2 separate regions of the Homo sapiens genome follow, and region 2 is linked to region 1. Evidence: chromatin loops called from intact Hi-C (ENCODE). Cell type or tissue: sigmoid colon. All regions are shown on one strand. Links, peaks and the distances in the headings refer to the core of each region. The heading gives the core; the rest is flanking DNA.

Evidence for each region. Peaks named below come from ENCODE experiments on the same cell type or tissue, not always from the same donor. Only the 100,000 strongest peaks of a DNase experiment are listed, where the experiment ranks them.
Region 2: a loop joins it to region 1, with 10 times the contacts of the local background. A loop is called at or near these places in 2 of 110 quality-filtered maps.

Annotation. Positions count from the first base shown.
Region 1 is chr5:67,691,177-67,699,467 of GRCh38, forward strand. No RefSeq gene overlaps it. Among named protein-coding and RNA genes, the nearest start is that of LINC02242, 49 kb to the left of the region's middle. In sigmoid colon, for the core only: no CTCF peak of the experiment used is centred there; a DNase peak (open chromatin) is centred at 3,155.
Region 2 is chr5:68,021,058-68,029,348 of GRCh38, forward strand. No RefSeq gene overlaps it. Among named protein-coding and RNA genes, the nearest start is that of LINC02219, 160 kb to the right of the region's middle. In sigmoid colon, for the core only: no CTCF peak of the experiment used is centred there; no DNase peak of the experiment used is centred there.

The sequences.
Region 1 (8,291 bases), core at 1,969-4,468:
CATGAAATACTCCACTTTTATTATAGAATATAAGAGACCTTTCTCTATAACTCAGATAAATCTTCCACAATGTTGAGAGCAAGTTGTCAAAAAAACGTGTAAAGTATGATCCCATTTATGAAAAAAACTACGTCTTCATATACATGCATATATAAATGAAAAAATGACTGATGAATGTATATCAAACTATTAACAGTAGTTTGTTCTGAAGTAAGAACGTTGGTAGGTTGATAAGAAGTATAGCAAGAGAAGTTGGATGGGGTAACCACACTTCACTCTATAAATTTCTGTATTGTTTGCATCTTTTTTTTTTTTTTGAGATGGAGTCTCACTCTGTTGCCCAGGCTGGAGTGCACGGTTGTGGTCTCGGTTCACTGCAAGCTCCGCCTCCTGGGATCACGCCATTCTCCTGCCTCAGCCTTTCGAGTAGCTGGAACTACAGGCGCCAGCCACCACGCCCGGCTAATTTTTTGTATTTTTAGTAGAGATGGGGTTTCCCTGTGTTAGCCAGGATGGTCTCGATCTCCTGACCTCGTGATCCACCCGACTCGGCCTCCCAAAGTTCTGGGATTATAGGCGTGAGCCACCGCGCCAGGCCTATTGTTTGCATCTTTTCAACAAGAAAGTATTTATGTGTTACCAGTACAAAATAAAAACAAAAAGAAAACAAAATACGATGAATGTTAACACATGGACCAAGTTCCAAGGCAGTTCATACCATCAAATTGTGGTAATGAACTTGTGAGCTAAATGAACAATAGTATTGGTGCAGGATTAATACGTTCTTCACTACCCTGTTAGAGCAGAATTTTATTTTACGGTAGAAGAGAGATGAGATGCTTTGACAAATGTTCTGTCTGGTACATGTTCAGGGCTTTGTATTTGTTATTTCTTCTGCCTGGAATGCTCTTCCTGCAAATATCCACATCCAACTCTGCCCCCTCCTTTAGATATTTACCCAAATATTTTCTTCTCAGCCAAGTCCTGCCTGCCCACCCTGCCAAACTTCAATGTTCATTCCCCTCTTACTCCTCATGACCCTTCCTGCTTAATTTTTCTCCATAACATTTTCAGCCATCTGACATTCTACTGAATCCACTTATTTACTTGTCTAATGTCCATCTCTTCTTAGTACAAGTGAAGTCTATGAAGGTAGAAACATTTGTCAAGTGTTTCAGAGCTGTAACCCTGGAGCTAGAGTGAAAGCTAGCACATAATATGTGCTCAATGAATCTTTGCTGAATGAATGAAAAAATAATTTAATAATAGCATTTGAATCAAGAGCTATTGACATAGGTAGGATAAGAAAAGGATTGTATCTCTGAATTCTCATCATCAAATCTCTTCCACCGAGCGAAGAATTTAAAACCTAGACACAGATGGCCTCAGGAAGATTTTCAGATTTTCTTTTATTGACCAAGACCTTTTGCCCCCATTCACCCACCATTCATCATCTAGATGCACAAAGAGGAGAAACATGAGGACAGAAATGCCATTTTCCTTTCTCTCTTCTTCTTGTCAAGCTGAACTAATCACAGAATCACAAAGAAATCTGAAATTTTTGTATTTAAAATTAGCCATCTGAGTGTTCTTTCGATGATCCCAATTTTGTTGGCAACATCCAAAGCATCATAGTCAAGCCTTTTTTTGTTCATCAGGCCTGATCAGTGTGTTGATCTTGGCCATGTTAGTGTCATGAAGCTTCTTCACAGCCTTTGGAACTGGTGCATGTTGGTTTTGACATCTAAAATGAACACATATGTATTGTCTTCCCTATTCTTGTCTGATTCAAGTGGAACATGATGGCAGAGTGATCAAGCTTGCTTCTCCTGGTGGTACTTTTCTAAGGACATTTTGCTGCCTTAAAAGCTGCAGAGTCTTGGGCCACCAGAAGTGGAGTAGTGTGAGGATCTTTTGAGTATGGTTGTGGATACTTTTCTGCACTGCCTTTTTGGCCTTCAAAGACTTTGCTTTATCTTGACTTTGGGAGGAGCAGAGGTTTCCTTGTTAACTTTCAGGGACATCTTGGTGAGAAGTTACATTTTTAAATTTAGTTCTTCATCCACAACAGGACTATTAGGATTTATTATGCAGAACCAGTTTTAGAAGACCAAACACAGAGAAGAAAGAGGTAGTTAAAGCGAATTAACAGCAAAACCACCTAAAGGAAGAGTGCGCGTGGGTGAGATGTGAAGCATTTATTCATCAAGAGTTAGAAAAACTGATTTCTTCCTCCAAAGAGCAACAGCAATTTCATAACAACAGAAAAGAACATAGAGTCATAAAACTACAAAACACTACCATTTAGTCTTATATTTTTTCTTTGTCTTCTCAAATGCACTAATTTAGGTATTCCAAAATGGGTGAAAGATACATCTCTTTGTCACTGTTTAAAACTCCACAAAGAGACTCTGAAATCCAAACACTGCATGTTCTCACTCATAAGTGGAAGATGAACAGTGAGAACACATGGTCACAGGGAGGGGAACATCACACACTGGGTCCTGTCGGGGGTTGGGGGGCTAGGGGAGGGAGAGCATTAGGACAAATACCTAATCCAGGTGGGGCTTAAAACCTAGATGATGGGTTCATAGGTGCAGCAAACCACCAGGGCATATGTATACCTATGTAACAAACCTGTACGTTCTGCCCGTGTATCTCAGAGTTTAAATTAAAATAAATAAAAAATTTTCAAAAAATTTATAGTTTAGTGGCCTAAACTCTTTAAATCTGATTTAAGTCTCTCTTGTTTCAATTTAAATTCAATGCCTCTTCTATAGTTCTTGGAGTAAAGAGAGAGACTGCCCTTCTTGGGAAAACAGATTCCTCTGCCCAAGCAGATCTACAACTGGTTAGGGTATGGCTGCACATAGTGTGCTTTATACTGCAGTGCAAAACACTGCGTTCCGTAAACATTTCTAAGAACTATTATAAAGTATTAAGGCTGCTCTGCCAATCAGATTCTAAGTGAGCTGAACACTCCTTACCCTCTCATAACAGAGTACATGTTGCCTGCAGCTCTGGCTGTTAAAAGGACAGAGCAATGTTCCTAAACAGATTGGGTGGTGAGCAGAGGTCCCGTGATTCACCCCTAAATTAGTTTTAACTGACAGGTTTTGGAAGTGAGGCTGGCTAGGGTCTGGCTGCGTGGATACCACGTGCTGCTCTGTCCAGTCCGAATTGCTCAGAAGGAATCTTGAGCTGTGTGATTGGGTAGGGTGGGGGTGGGCAGCTCAAGAATGTGGGGTTAAAAATAGGAGCAATGATTTCCAAAGTCCTTGGCCAGCTGTGTGGAACCTAGTGTCTCATTCAGTACATGTTCCTTGAAGGCAAACTACCAGATCAAGTTTGGAGAGATTGTTGTTTGAGCTGGTTTGTCCTTTGGGTTTTGTACAACTTTGAAAAGAACAAACAAGAAATTGGTGTTTCTCTTTCATACTCAGTCTCATTCCATTCTCTATTTTATTGGATTCCACTGTGTCAGCTGAATAGAAGAAATATACAGCCCTTGTCTCATATTTCCATAAGCACATATTTTACTCATACTACAAAGTAGTAATTATTCTCATAAAATAATGATGTAATATTAATAAAGATGAAATTTTGTGATTGACACCAACAATGGCAAGATAAAGATTATTTATTATTGCTATTATTGAAGTGTTTCGTATTGTACTCTTTGTCCAAGGCTTCATAGATAATTAAAATTCATGGACTGCACAAGTGTCTCATGAAATGTGTTAGATTGTTTTCTGATATGCAAAAATGTCCTGACATGGTTTGTAAATGCGTACTGCACATCTCCAGCCAATTACCATACAAAATGCAACTATTTCTTTTTGTCTATCACTGAAGCCTGAACAGACAGCATTAGACTCAACTGCATAATTCTGGCCTAATTTTCGTGTCTGATACTGTAGTGATGTTGTGAGGCATTGACTTAACAACAGGAGTAAATGTTCTTTTTGAATACATATTTTTTTCTTCAGCCTCTTTGGAAATATGCCTACATGAAGAAGCACTCCTTCGGCCTCTTCAGAAAAATGAGCATGTGTTTACACCCCTTTTGCCCCCACCCTTTGTTTTCTCTTCCTAATTTGTGATGATTTTGATGGGATGAGGGTTTATGCTGGCAAAATTCCAAAGGGTGGACAAATTGGGCTGTACTTTCATTAATGCAAAACTGAAAATATTGCTAAATTATTGTGGCTAATATAATTTGTGTCTGCTCAGGCTTTGTATTAGTTTGCTAGGGCTAGTATAAGAACCACAAACTGGGTGGCTTAAACAACAGAGACTTATTGTGTCACAGTTCTGGAGACTGGAAACCCAAAATCAAGATGTCAGTGGGATTGGTTCCTGCTGAGGGCTGTGCAGGAAAATCTGTTCCAAACCTCTCTCCTGGCAGTTTGCTGGCAATATTTAATGTTCCTCGGCTTTTACATCTCTGCCCTCTCTCTTCATATGACATTTCTCTGTGTGTGTATCTATGTCCACATTTTGCTTTTTCAGAAGGACACCAGTCATACTGGATTAGGGACCCATCTTACTCCAGTATCTTAATTAATTACATCTCTTAATTAATTACATCTGCAATGACTCTATTTCCCATTCTGAGGTACTTGGTCCCATTATGGGATACTTGGGATTAGGATTTCAACATAAGAATTTTGGAAGGACACAATTTAACCCATAACAAGCTTCAAATAAATAATAGACTCTGTAATTCAATGAACATATATTGAATTGTAGGTTCAAAAATAATGAAATAGAGAAACTGATTTTTAAGATTAACATGATATTTGCTTTTCAACTCCCCCAGAGGAGTTAAAAGTGGCTCCCCCAGAAGGACTCTTATATCTTGATTTGCCAAGCAGTAGGAAGAAGAGTTATAACTAATGGAGTGAGCCTCGCTGTTGGCAGAACTTTAGTCCAGCCTTTCCTAGTTCAAGATATAAAAAAGACTTTTTATATAGTGAAGTTTTCAGTGACTTCTATCACTTCTTCCTTCACTGCTTCAATTGCTTCTGGTAAATATACAAGAGCATGTGCTTACTTAGAGGGGCACAGCATTTATTGGGGTTTGACCTGGCTCAATCACAAAGTATATAAAATGAGCCAAGGACCTTTTGAGGATGAATTCAAAATCCAGTGCTTGTCATCTTCTAGACCCTAAAAAATACTGTAACAGAGTAGTGGGTTGGTTAGTAAGTGTCCCATCGAAAGGCATGGCTGACCAGAGCCTTATTAGTTATTATAAGATATATAGACTAAAGAATCCAGAAATTAGGACTAGAACTGCTCAAGAGAAGGTAGGAAAGGAAATGTATGTATTTGAGATACAGGAGAGAGGTTCAGTATAGCAGGCAGAATATAGTATCTGAAAAGGCCTGGCAACAGATAGCAGGTGGCATGCCAGGATAGCACTGGGGGGCCCAACTTGAAGACACAAGGGTCTGTGGTAGAGCTTGGCCCTGGGAATCGGGAGCAGATGGTGATCAGAAACACAGGCAAGCAGTTGGGATCTGAGAAGTCAGAGCCAAGCCTCAATGTTTCTTAGAATTTTGCTCTCAAATATGGTATAAACCCTCCTTGACACTTTTCAGTTCTTAATATGTTGGAGGCATTGATCTTTCTCTGCTAGAGTCTTATCACTGTGACATTGCTCTAATTCTTCTCAATTTTCCTGCCTCCTAACTATTTTTTTACTAAATCCATTCACTTTGTGTTTCAGGGAAAGAACGGTGATCTTAACGAAGGCAGATTCAGTAGTGTGGTGGGGTTATAGATGTGAACTGGAGTTGGTTGAGGAGAGATTGGAAGATAAGAACAGGAGAGTCTTACCATGATGGGAAGCAGCCCACCTGCACCCACTCTTGAAGTCATGTCATCTTGCTCCTTCTCTTCCAATGTCATCCATACTTTGATGACTCCTCAATTTGTATCTTCAAGCCTGACTTCTCTGCTGGACTACAGACTCCTATTTCCAGCTTGCTGGAGCTCTCTACTTGTACGTCTCTAACAGAGTCAACACTCTGCAAAAAAGCCAGAGGGATTTTCTGAAAATGTGAAGTAGAGCATGCCATGTTTTACTTAAAGCCCTCCCATGACTTTCTAAAATGCTTAGAATAAAATCCAAATTCCCTATTATGACCTCCAAGACCCCCAGTAATCTTCCTCCCTAATCTCACTTCTATGACTTTATAGTTGTTTCACTGTTCTCCAGCCAGTCACACTACTAGTCTTCCATTTGTTTATTGAGCAAGCCTCATGTGCTTCTCTGATTGCAAACTTGCAGTTCATTCTACCTGGAGCAATCACCCACCAGATACTCACTTGGCTTCCTTCTTCTCATCATCCATGTCCAAGCCAATAGGTTACCTGGTCTTTAGAGTGGCCTTTCCCAAAGAGATAATCTGAAGTAGCAAAGTAGCATCCATCCACCCAGCCAGTCACTCTGTCACATTAAACTGGTTAATTTGTTTCACACTGCATATTGCTATCTGAAATTTATCTTGCCTATTTCTTACAACTATGTTGCCTGTTTCTGCCCCCAACTTCCCTTCTCCAAATTCAGAGAGGAATAGAGACCATGGGTTCGATTTTTTGCTACACATGCTTTTCCAGTAATCAAAGTAGCATCAGTACATAGTAGGGACTTGATAGACATTTATTGAAAAAGTGAGCAAAAGTAGGTCCAAAATTCAACCTACTGCGCTGGTGCAAGCCACCACCTTTTCTTGGGTCAATTACTGAAATAACATCCTAGTTGGTTTTCATTCTGCTTTTGTCTCCTTCGGTCTATTCTCAACACAGCTCTCAGAGTGAACTCTTTAAAAAGGAAGTCATTAAAAAAGTAACCACTCTTGTGCCTAAAATCCTCCAATGACTTCTTATCTCAGTGTGAGAGCTGGAGTCCTCATATCCCAATCTTTTGCTCCCTCTCTGACTTCACCTATTATTTTCTCTCTTCCTCATTATACTCCATCTACACCGACCTCTTCAGTGTTCCCTGAGGACACCAAGAAGCTCAGGGTCCAGGAATGTTGCACTTGCTGTTCCCTCTGAGTGGAATGCTCTTCTCTCAGATATCCATATAGCTGGCTCCTTCACTTCCTTCAAATCTTGACTAAAATATCACTTTACCAGCAAGAACTTTAAAGGCCACCATAATATAAATATTCAACGTAAGTTCCAATCTTAATGAAAATAAAAAATATCAGTAAAGGGCCAAACATTTAGCTCAATATGATTTTCATCAAAAATCTTGATATCATTTATTCAGCATTAATAATTATGCTATTTCAGGCCTGGAGTAATTAGTTGTCTATTAAGATATTGACTATATTCTGAGATACATCTCTTGTGAAAAACCCTTAAAAGCATTAATCTGGTCTTTATTGATATTATCAGGGTCAGAGAGAAATGATTTTCCCTTTCCTCATTTGAAATCCTCTTATGACAACTTATCAATGAAAAAGGAGCAAGATATTTAATAATTATTGCCAATTTACTTGCTCATTGGATCAAAAAGATGTGGGCTTATTGGCTAGAACTTGATAAAATTTGTTTCTTTCTCATTTCATTCAATATTAGATCAAGATCAGGAAATATTCTGCCAACTGTTTTCTTTGCAAACAATAAGGTTCTAGCACTCAAGTACTTTATGTTCCTTTAATGTCCACAACAGCATATGTAGATGATCTCCTTTGAACCTGATCCCAATATGCCTACTGCATGATTTCACTATTTGTTTAACTCTAGAAAAATGGTTTTGTTTTTCTTACTAGTAAAATGTTTTCTTCCTATAGCATGGCTTTCCAATATTAACATAATAAAAATATGTTGCTTACTTCTTCATATGTATTCTACACATGCTGAGAAACTACTTAAATGTATACATCAGTGGTTTCAGCCAAATGTGAAGCAAAGTGTATGCTATCAGCTATACAAGCTCCTACCTATTTTATGTAGTGATACTATTAGTACATTATTATCAATGTTTTAGTTTCTGAAATTAGAACTGACTGTATATTCCCTGGAATCATAAGAGGTTTATGGATCACACTTGAAGAAATACTGCTACATTGATGGGAGCCAATAAAGCTGTTTTAAAAATTATGTTTAAAATATATTTAAAGGAAAGTGAGTAAGGCAGATGAGGAAACAGGCAGAGAAATGGTGGGATGAAGGAAATGGATGTTCATTTATATCTACTCACCCTTCCAGTAGACTTCACCAAGGCAGGAAGTCGCATTGGGAGCAACTGGAGTCCTACTACCAGGTGATCC
Region 2 (8,291 bases), core at 2,551-5,050, 330 kb after region 1:
ATACCACACACACAGAACACTGCTTTTATAGAGGGCCTAATAAACTTAGCAAAAATATTTTAAAGCTGAGCACTGAAATTCCTTGTGTCCTCCTTGCTGACTTGCCCTTTCTCATAATGTTATTTGAAGTCACACAAAATTTGGTATTTCGGTGTTTCAGCACATTTTTTTTTTCTCTCAGTGGAAGGAAAAAAAGAAAATGTCACATGAAGACTTATATACCTCAAAGGCAATTCTGCGAACAGTTCTTAATCATCCCCAGTTTTCATCTCTGAGCCAGTCTTCTTGACTGAGGGGACTTATTTTTAGATAGTTGTGCATTTGACAGTTGAGAATCCAGCCACTCCACCCTCCTCCCCTACCTCTCTGCCAGATCCTGCTCAGTTGGGAATTTACATTTTCCGCTGTCCCCCTAGGATTTTTAATGATGTTGGGAATTAGCTGATGTGGAAAGCACAACCATAGAATTGGACAAAAACTGATGTTTGCAATGGAACATTTAGAAACTAAAACAATGACCATTTAATTTAAAACTGAGGCTTCAGGAATGAGAAATGAGCTATGAAGTTTTCACCTCCAAGTCACTAGATCAAGTTACAATTCTAAGCCCTAAGAAATATTAGTCCCCAAATTAAGTATCGGTTTAGAAAAATCAAGCACCCGACTTTATACTATAAGTCAATGGCTCTCAAAGTGTGTTCCCCAGACCAGCAGCCGCAGCAGCAGCAGCAGCAACCCCCACGAACTTGTTAGAAATGCACATTCACAGGCCTACCCTGGACCTACTGGATCAGAAACTCTAGGTGTTGGCAAACGCTATTGGGGAACAATATGAAAATAATTAAGTGTATCAGAAACAGCACTGCAACCGGTGTTTCAACGTGCCCTTGAGGTGATTATGATGCATAGTAAAGTCTGAGAACCACTGCTCTAAATAAGTGTTCTTTCATAAAGAGTTAAAACGTAATCATTGTGCTGCATCATGCAGTTGCATTTTCCACATATTTAAATAAGTGTAATAGAATATTTGCTAGCATTTGCTTTTCCTGAATTTCCCAACAGGCCAGACACAGTTCAAGAATTATCTGGCAACACAAACACCTTTAAGCACAAAGGTAGGGATGTGAGTGGATATGGAGTGTGTCTGCATGCACGTGTACATGCTTGCATTGGGCAATGGAGCCACAGCAGCCTGCCTCTGTACATGCTGGTGTCCACTGTAACCTGCAATTATTTCATTTGCTTAGGTTTGAAAAGTAATTTTTCAAAACTCTGCCTACCACCTAAAGACTTGTGGGAACACCCAAAAATAGATCTGTAAGTCCATAAATATGGTCCCATTAAATTCAAGGCAGCAAGTGAAAGCTTAATTTTTTTTCAGAGGAAATTGTGAATGCTGGAAAAAGCTCCCAGATAGGATTTCGAAGATAATCAACATAACGCCTTTGAAGAAAACCGACTTGAGCTAAAGAGACAGAAGCACTGAATCTAATACCCCATGGAAAAAACTCCATCATTTAAGTTTAGATTTAAGCATTTACTGAGCATCCATATGTGTAAGGATCTGTGATAGTATTTTACGCAGTGTGAAGAGCAGTCTTCTGATGGGACGGTACATCCCGACCTCCTTGGAAATATAATTCCCTTGTAACAGGAGGGCTGTTATGGCAAATGACAGAAAATCACCATGAATTTGCTTAAGCAAAATTTTAAAAAGAAAAAGGGGAGGAAAGGAAGAAGAGAAAGGCATTGAGATTGTATTGGCTCATCAAACCAAACTTTGGAGAGATTAAGGCTGGAATATACATAACAAAAGTTTAGAACCAGCAACTCAAACAACATGCATCTACTTCTGTTATGGTTAGTATTACTCTATTTCTCTCTCTTGTTTAACTGCTTTATTGAGATATAATTTGCATGCCATACATCTGACCCACTTAAAGTGTACAATTTAATGACTTTAGTATAATCACAGAGTTTTGCACCTGTCATGATAATAAATTTTAGGATATTTTCATTACTCCATAAAGAAACCTTTCACCCCTTAGCCATCAACCCTCCCCAAAACCTTACCATCACTCCCACTTCTAGGTAACCTCTAGTTTATGTTCCATCTCAACAGGTTTGTGTTTTCTGAATATTTCATATAAATGAAATCATAAAATACATGATCTTTTATGACTGGCTTATTTCACCTAGCATAATGTTTTTAAAATGCATCCATGTTGTAGCATGTGTCAGTAATTCATTCCTTTTAATGACTGAATAATATTCATTGTTATGGATATGCCAATTTTTATCTATTCATCAGTTGACAGACATTTGGGTTACTTTCGCTTTTTGACTATTAGAAAAATTGCTGGCAGTACTTTCATAAAACAGTTTCTCTAGGTGGCAGGAATCTAGTCATCACCAGTCCTATGTTCACACCAAGTCCCTAATAACTTCCCAATCAGAAGTAAAATCTTCCCTACAGATTTCAGATTGAAAAAAGAAACAGGTGGGCCTGTAATCCCAGCACTGTAGGAGGCCAAGGTGGGCAGATCACCTGCGGTCAGGAGTTCAAGACCAGCCTGGCCAACATGGGGAAACCCCAGCTCTACTAAAACTACAAAAAGTAGCTGGGTATGATGGCACATGCCTGAAATCCCAGCTGCTCCAAAGACTGAGGCAAGAGAATCGCTTGAACCTTGGAGGCAGAAGTTTCAGGGAGCCAAAATTGTGTCCCTGCACTCCAGCCTGAGCAACAGAGTGAGGCTCTGTCTCAAAAAAAAGAAAAGAAAAAGAAACAGGGAGGAAGTATGTCTAGGCTGACTCAGTGCAACTCTCGACCAACTTAACTAAGGGGCCAGAGAGAAGGAAGCACCTAACAAGACAGCCACTCCTATTCAGATCACTTGTTTAGAGCGGATGATTGTTGTTTCCTGAAAGGAGTAAGGGGTAGCATAGACATGGTTACTATGGAAACTTTTAGTTGGGCAGCTTCTTCCATTTTTGTCTAGCTCTTTTCTGCATATTCCCTGTACCTCAGGCATATGAAGTCGACAAACTTGACATCTTGAGATGTGAAACCATAAAGCTACCAGCTCTACAGTCCTTCAGAAAGACCCTAGAGAGTTCTCAAGAACAAAGTACATGAGGTGGGTCCAGATTTAAAAGCAAAGAGAATACACAACGTAAAAGGAATTCATCCAGTTAGTCAACTATCAGATATTTATTACTTATTTATGTACTATGAGTTAGATACCATTGTAGGTAACAAAGCAAATAAGATCCATGAAATGATTTGGGGGCTGAAGTGATCTTGCTAAGAATTTATTTTCTTTCTTGCTCTTTCTTCTGCTTCTCTTCTTAACTCATGGTGGCCTGTGAGTGTACAGGTTTGACACAGTGGGCCTCAGGGTTTTAAAGTTGTGAATTTTTTCCACTGTCAATTATCCAAGTTTGTTCTCTTCCATGGCATCAAAATGCAACAAGCTCTTCAAGACTAGGCTTTGGACCAGGAGAGAGAACAAAGAACTCTCAAACCTGGAACAAATCCATGCTGGAAAACCATGCAAAGGTTACCAGTCACTAGGGTTTTTGTTTTGTTTTGTTTTTATCAAAGGTAAGAATTGAATTTAGGAGGAATTTCAAGAAGTTAAAGACCTTAGAATATGTGGTTCTGACTCCACACTGTTGCATTTCCCTTGGGACTCTGTCACCACCCCCATTATTCCCCTGAGAAAGAGTCCTCTTTAAAAGCCTGGATAAGCTCAGACAAAACCTTTAATAAATGTGAGTTGGCAAATGCTATTTGGGAACAACATGAAAAAAAGTAAATGTATCAGAAATAGCATTGGCTCTGAAGCTCATCAAAACTGTTGTAGCACTTCCTATCTGTGGGAGGCTGGAAAAGTCATTTATATTCTTTTAAATTCTTTTTTCTCTTCTGGAAAATAAGGGTAATAATACTTATCTTGGGCCAGGCATGGCAGCTTCTGCCTATAATTCCAATGTTTTGAAAGTCCTAGGTGGAAGGATCACTTGAGGCCAGGAGTTTGAAAGCAGCCTAGACTTCATAGCAAGACACCATCTCTACAAAAAATACATATACATTTTTCATTTATATATAAATAATATATAATATATAATTGTATATTTTAAATATATTTTTATAATATATAAAATATATATATATATTTAAAATATGTATTTTAGTCCCAGCTACTCAGGAGGCTGAGGCAGGAGGATCACTTGAGCCCAGGAGTTTTCAAGGTTACAGTGAGCTATGATCATGCCACTGCACTCCAGCGTAGGTTATAGAGCAAGACTCTATCTCTTAAAAATAAAAAAAATAAATAAATAAAATATAATACTTATCCCACAGGCTTATATTGAGGGTTAAATAAGATTTATTCACTTGACAAACGTATACTGAGTGCCTATTAAGTGTCAGACACTGTTTTAGATATAGCAATACATACATACACAAAAATCATACCTTTATGGAGCTTACATTCCAGTAAGGGAAGACAGACAATGAGCAATTAAATAGATAGAAAATTTGGGCTACATATATTTTACTTAATATTTGCTGCTATAACAAAATACCTGAGACTGGGTAGTTTATAAAGAACAAAAATTTATTCCTCACGGTTCTGGAGGCTGAGAAGTCCAAGATCATAGCACCAACATCTGGTAAGGACTTCTTACAGTGTCCTCACATGGCAGAAGAGCAGAAGAGAGCAAACCCAACCCCACAAGCCCTTTAGATCGTGGCATTAATCCATTAATGAGGGCAGAGCCCTCATGACCTAAACACCTCTTACTAGGCCCCACCTCCCAACACAGTTGCATTGGAAATTAAGTTTCCAACACATAAATTTGGGGTGACATATTCAGATCATAGCAATGTGTGTAGCCATGTCTAAGAAGAAGAAAAATATATATATACATATAATAATTAAAATATATATATATAATTACTATCTGAAAGCCACCTGCAATTTGTAACTGTTGCTCAAGAATGTGCTTTTGGAGGAAGTTGACGCTTTTGTCTGTGAAGAGCATTTCAAGGGGGATTTCATTATCCAAAGGAAAAGGCCAAATCCCATTTCACAACTAAGACATTTTGGAGAATGAGGAGCTAGACTTCTATGCACAATAATTAAGACATTAAGACAGGTCTGGGACATTAAGACAGGTTGAGGGAAACTTGGCCTAAGTCTAGTGAGTACAGAGTTGAGGGAGTGGGGACAGCCCCTGACCAGGGTAGCAGACTGGGGCTCAGGAGGAAGCAACCAATCACTGATCCTTTGTGAAGGAGCTTGGTTTGTGTTTCCAGGAGTAGGAATGTCTGATATATAGTCTGAATTTTCCATCTTGGCATTGTAATTGTCTTCTGTTATTCTCAAGCTATTTGTAAAGTTTTATCATACATTAAAAATTGGTAGGTAGTAACCATGCTTTCTGAGAAAAGGAGAAGAGTATTTGTTCATACCAAGAGTGCCTCAGGGTGGGGAGAAGCCAGAGGGCATTACAGAAATCAAAAAGTGTGAAGAGAAATGCCTGAAAGAGAAGTCTAATGTGAGAGATGACAAAAGCCAGATCAGAGGACTGAGGGTGCATTTTCTAGCAAGCACAAGATTACTAAGAAAGGGGAAACTCAGGAAGATGAGAACCTGTGGAATGGAGCATCGGGTTACATTTGTTGAGCATTTAAAAGAAACCCCAAAGGCAAGAGAATTTGGGAACTTTATGAGCACATATGTAACACTCTGGACACATAGTAGACACTCAATACATGTTCATTACCTTCCCTTCTTCCTTCTTCTTTATTTACATGATAAAATCATAAGAAAAAAATCAAAGATGTGAGAAAATATTCACCCGTCAAGGTAACGTGGAGCTACCAGAGTTAATTTGGATACAAGGCAATGTCAATTCACAATGTTTATAGAAATTTTCAAGGATTCTTGCTTCCTAACTTTCATTTTGCTGCCCCATGCAAATCCTTTTTTTCTTTTTGATACGTAAGAGTCAGTGTCCAAACATCCTTTTCTTTGTCCCTGTTCAGGCTTCAAGTGAATTCTCACTGGTCAATCACTTCAACATCTCAGCTCAGTTCCGGTTCCTGGTTGTAAATGTCCTCCCTCCACATAATTAAGCATTATATTTGATGACTTGCCTGGTCTTATCTCTAAGACCAATCTTGCTTTTTAAATACAGGATAGCCTGACCATATGACCTGTATCCAAAGAATACTTCAGTAAACACAACCATACAGCTAATGTGCCAATAACACTATTATCGGGGTGGTGGTTCCGATAGAGTGTAGTGAAAATTATATTTTCTTTCCCGGTGCTTCCCTTGGCTCTTTATCCTTCATTTAAATGTTTCTCAGTGAAGCAGCACAAAATTTGGTTTCTCTCCTTTCCAGTATTTCTTTTTCTGCTCCCTTTGGTTGTGAGTTACCATTTACAGGTAAGACTGGAGATGGAGTTTGGCTATAGTTGCATAATTTCATCTGTTTAGCCTCATCACGAAGCATGCTGGAAAGATCTTAAACGTGGTGCACATTTTGCAGGCTAGTAAATACCTTGTGGTACTTTAATTTACTTTATAGCTTTTTTCCAAGCCTGGTGCTTGTCTGCAAGGGAAGAGTCAGCTCTTCCTCTAAGTGACGGAAATAAGCCATTCTCAAGTAGAAGGAATGCATATTTAAATTTATGATAGCTGAACTTGGCTGCAACAGCCACATTCTTGTTCTGCTTGGAGCTTGGCAGGCCACCTAATACTTGTGCTTGGTCTGTAGACGAAGGAACTCTTTATTTTTCTTTGTTGGGATCTTACAAAGCTCAAAAATATATTTTCATTTGAGACTTTGATAGACCATACAAAGATGATGTGAACAGTCAAGTTTTGCCCAGCCTGACAAACCAGTGAAAAGAATGTATTTACAGTTTGTTTATGTTTCACTGCCATAAGACCGTCAAACATTTTCTTTATACAGAGGCTGATTTACAGTCAAACTCTAACAGCAAATTATTTTATTCTAGACTATCTGTTCAATTGGTTCAGTATAGAAGTCTGGTTTTAACAGAAATAATGTTTTTAAAAGCATATAGGCCCACAGTATAAGTGGTCTAGTTTAAAATCCAGAGATATTGCATTTATTTGGCTCAAGTCCACATCCTAAATCCTGGGGCAGAGTAGTGAATTAAACCAATCTTTCCTTCCATCTACCTCCACATATTCAAACACACTCACAAGAATGTTATCACAACATATCAGGAGGAAATTTTATTATAAGAAACACATGAGTCATCAGTATTCTGCAACCTGTCAAGATAGACTGTTTTTTAGACTTTAACTCATTTAATAAGTAGTCATTTAAACATCTATTATGTACCAGATTCTGGAGATACATGTAGTAGCAAGCCAAAAGACAAATTTTGTATAATCCTGGAGCATTCTACAGGGAGGGCAGGGAGTGGGTGTGAAGCAGGAAGGCAATAATCAGATGACTATGTAATATAAAGTTAGCTAGCGGTTACAGCTTGGAAGAAAAGTTAGTTTCCACAAGAATCAAATGGGCACTTGTTTAAAATGCAGATACGTGAGTCCACCCACACTGAACTGGAGTATTCATTCTAACACCTCACACTGTAACCTGGAAAGTGTCTCCAATGCTACTTCCAGTTTGGTGGAAGTCTGGTTCATCTAGACAGCCCTGGCAAGGGAAAGTAAAGCACCGTCCATTGCAGCCTGCCCTCCACATGGTCATCTATGCTTAGTGGGTAATGATTAGTCCGAACTGATGATCAACCAGTAGACTTTCTACCAGCCCCAGGCAGCTGCAGCTCTGTCTGAGACAGCAAATGCCTCTGGAAGTTAACTATGCCCTGTGCCCACTCATAAGGTTGCTATAGGCAGGGGTCACTTTAAAGAGAAGAAAGCAGAAGATGTTAGAGAGAAGCATTTATTATAGGAGGTGGGGAGGTGGGAAAGGTCAGTTAGATTCTCCTCCTAATAACACATGACCCAGATGTCCCAGATATCAGATCTATCCCAATCAAATGACAAGGTTTCTTGAAAGGGAAAGTAAATAGCCTGATCCATTATGTGAGCCTCAAATGGTATATGAATGTGCGAGCAAGACAGAAAGAGAGAGAGAGTAAAAACTACAGAGCCTCTTTAAGAGGGAGCAGCTTGTATCCTTAGAAGGACCACTGAGGTCAACAACAGGAAGAGTGAGAAGCTTAAACTTTTTATTTTTTGAGACAGGGTCTTGCTTTGTTGCCCAGGCT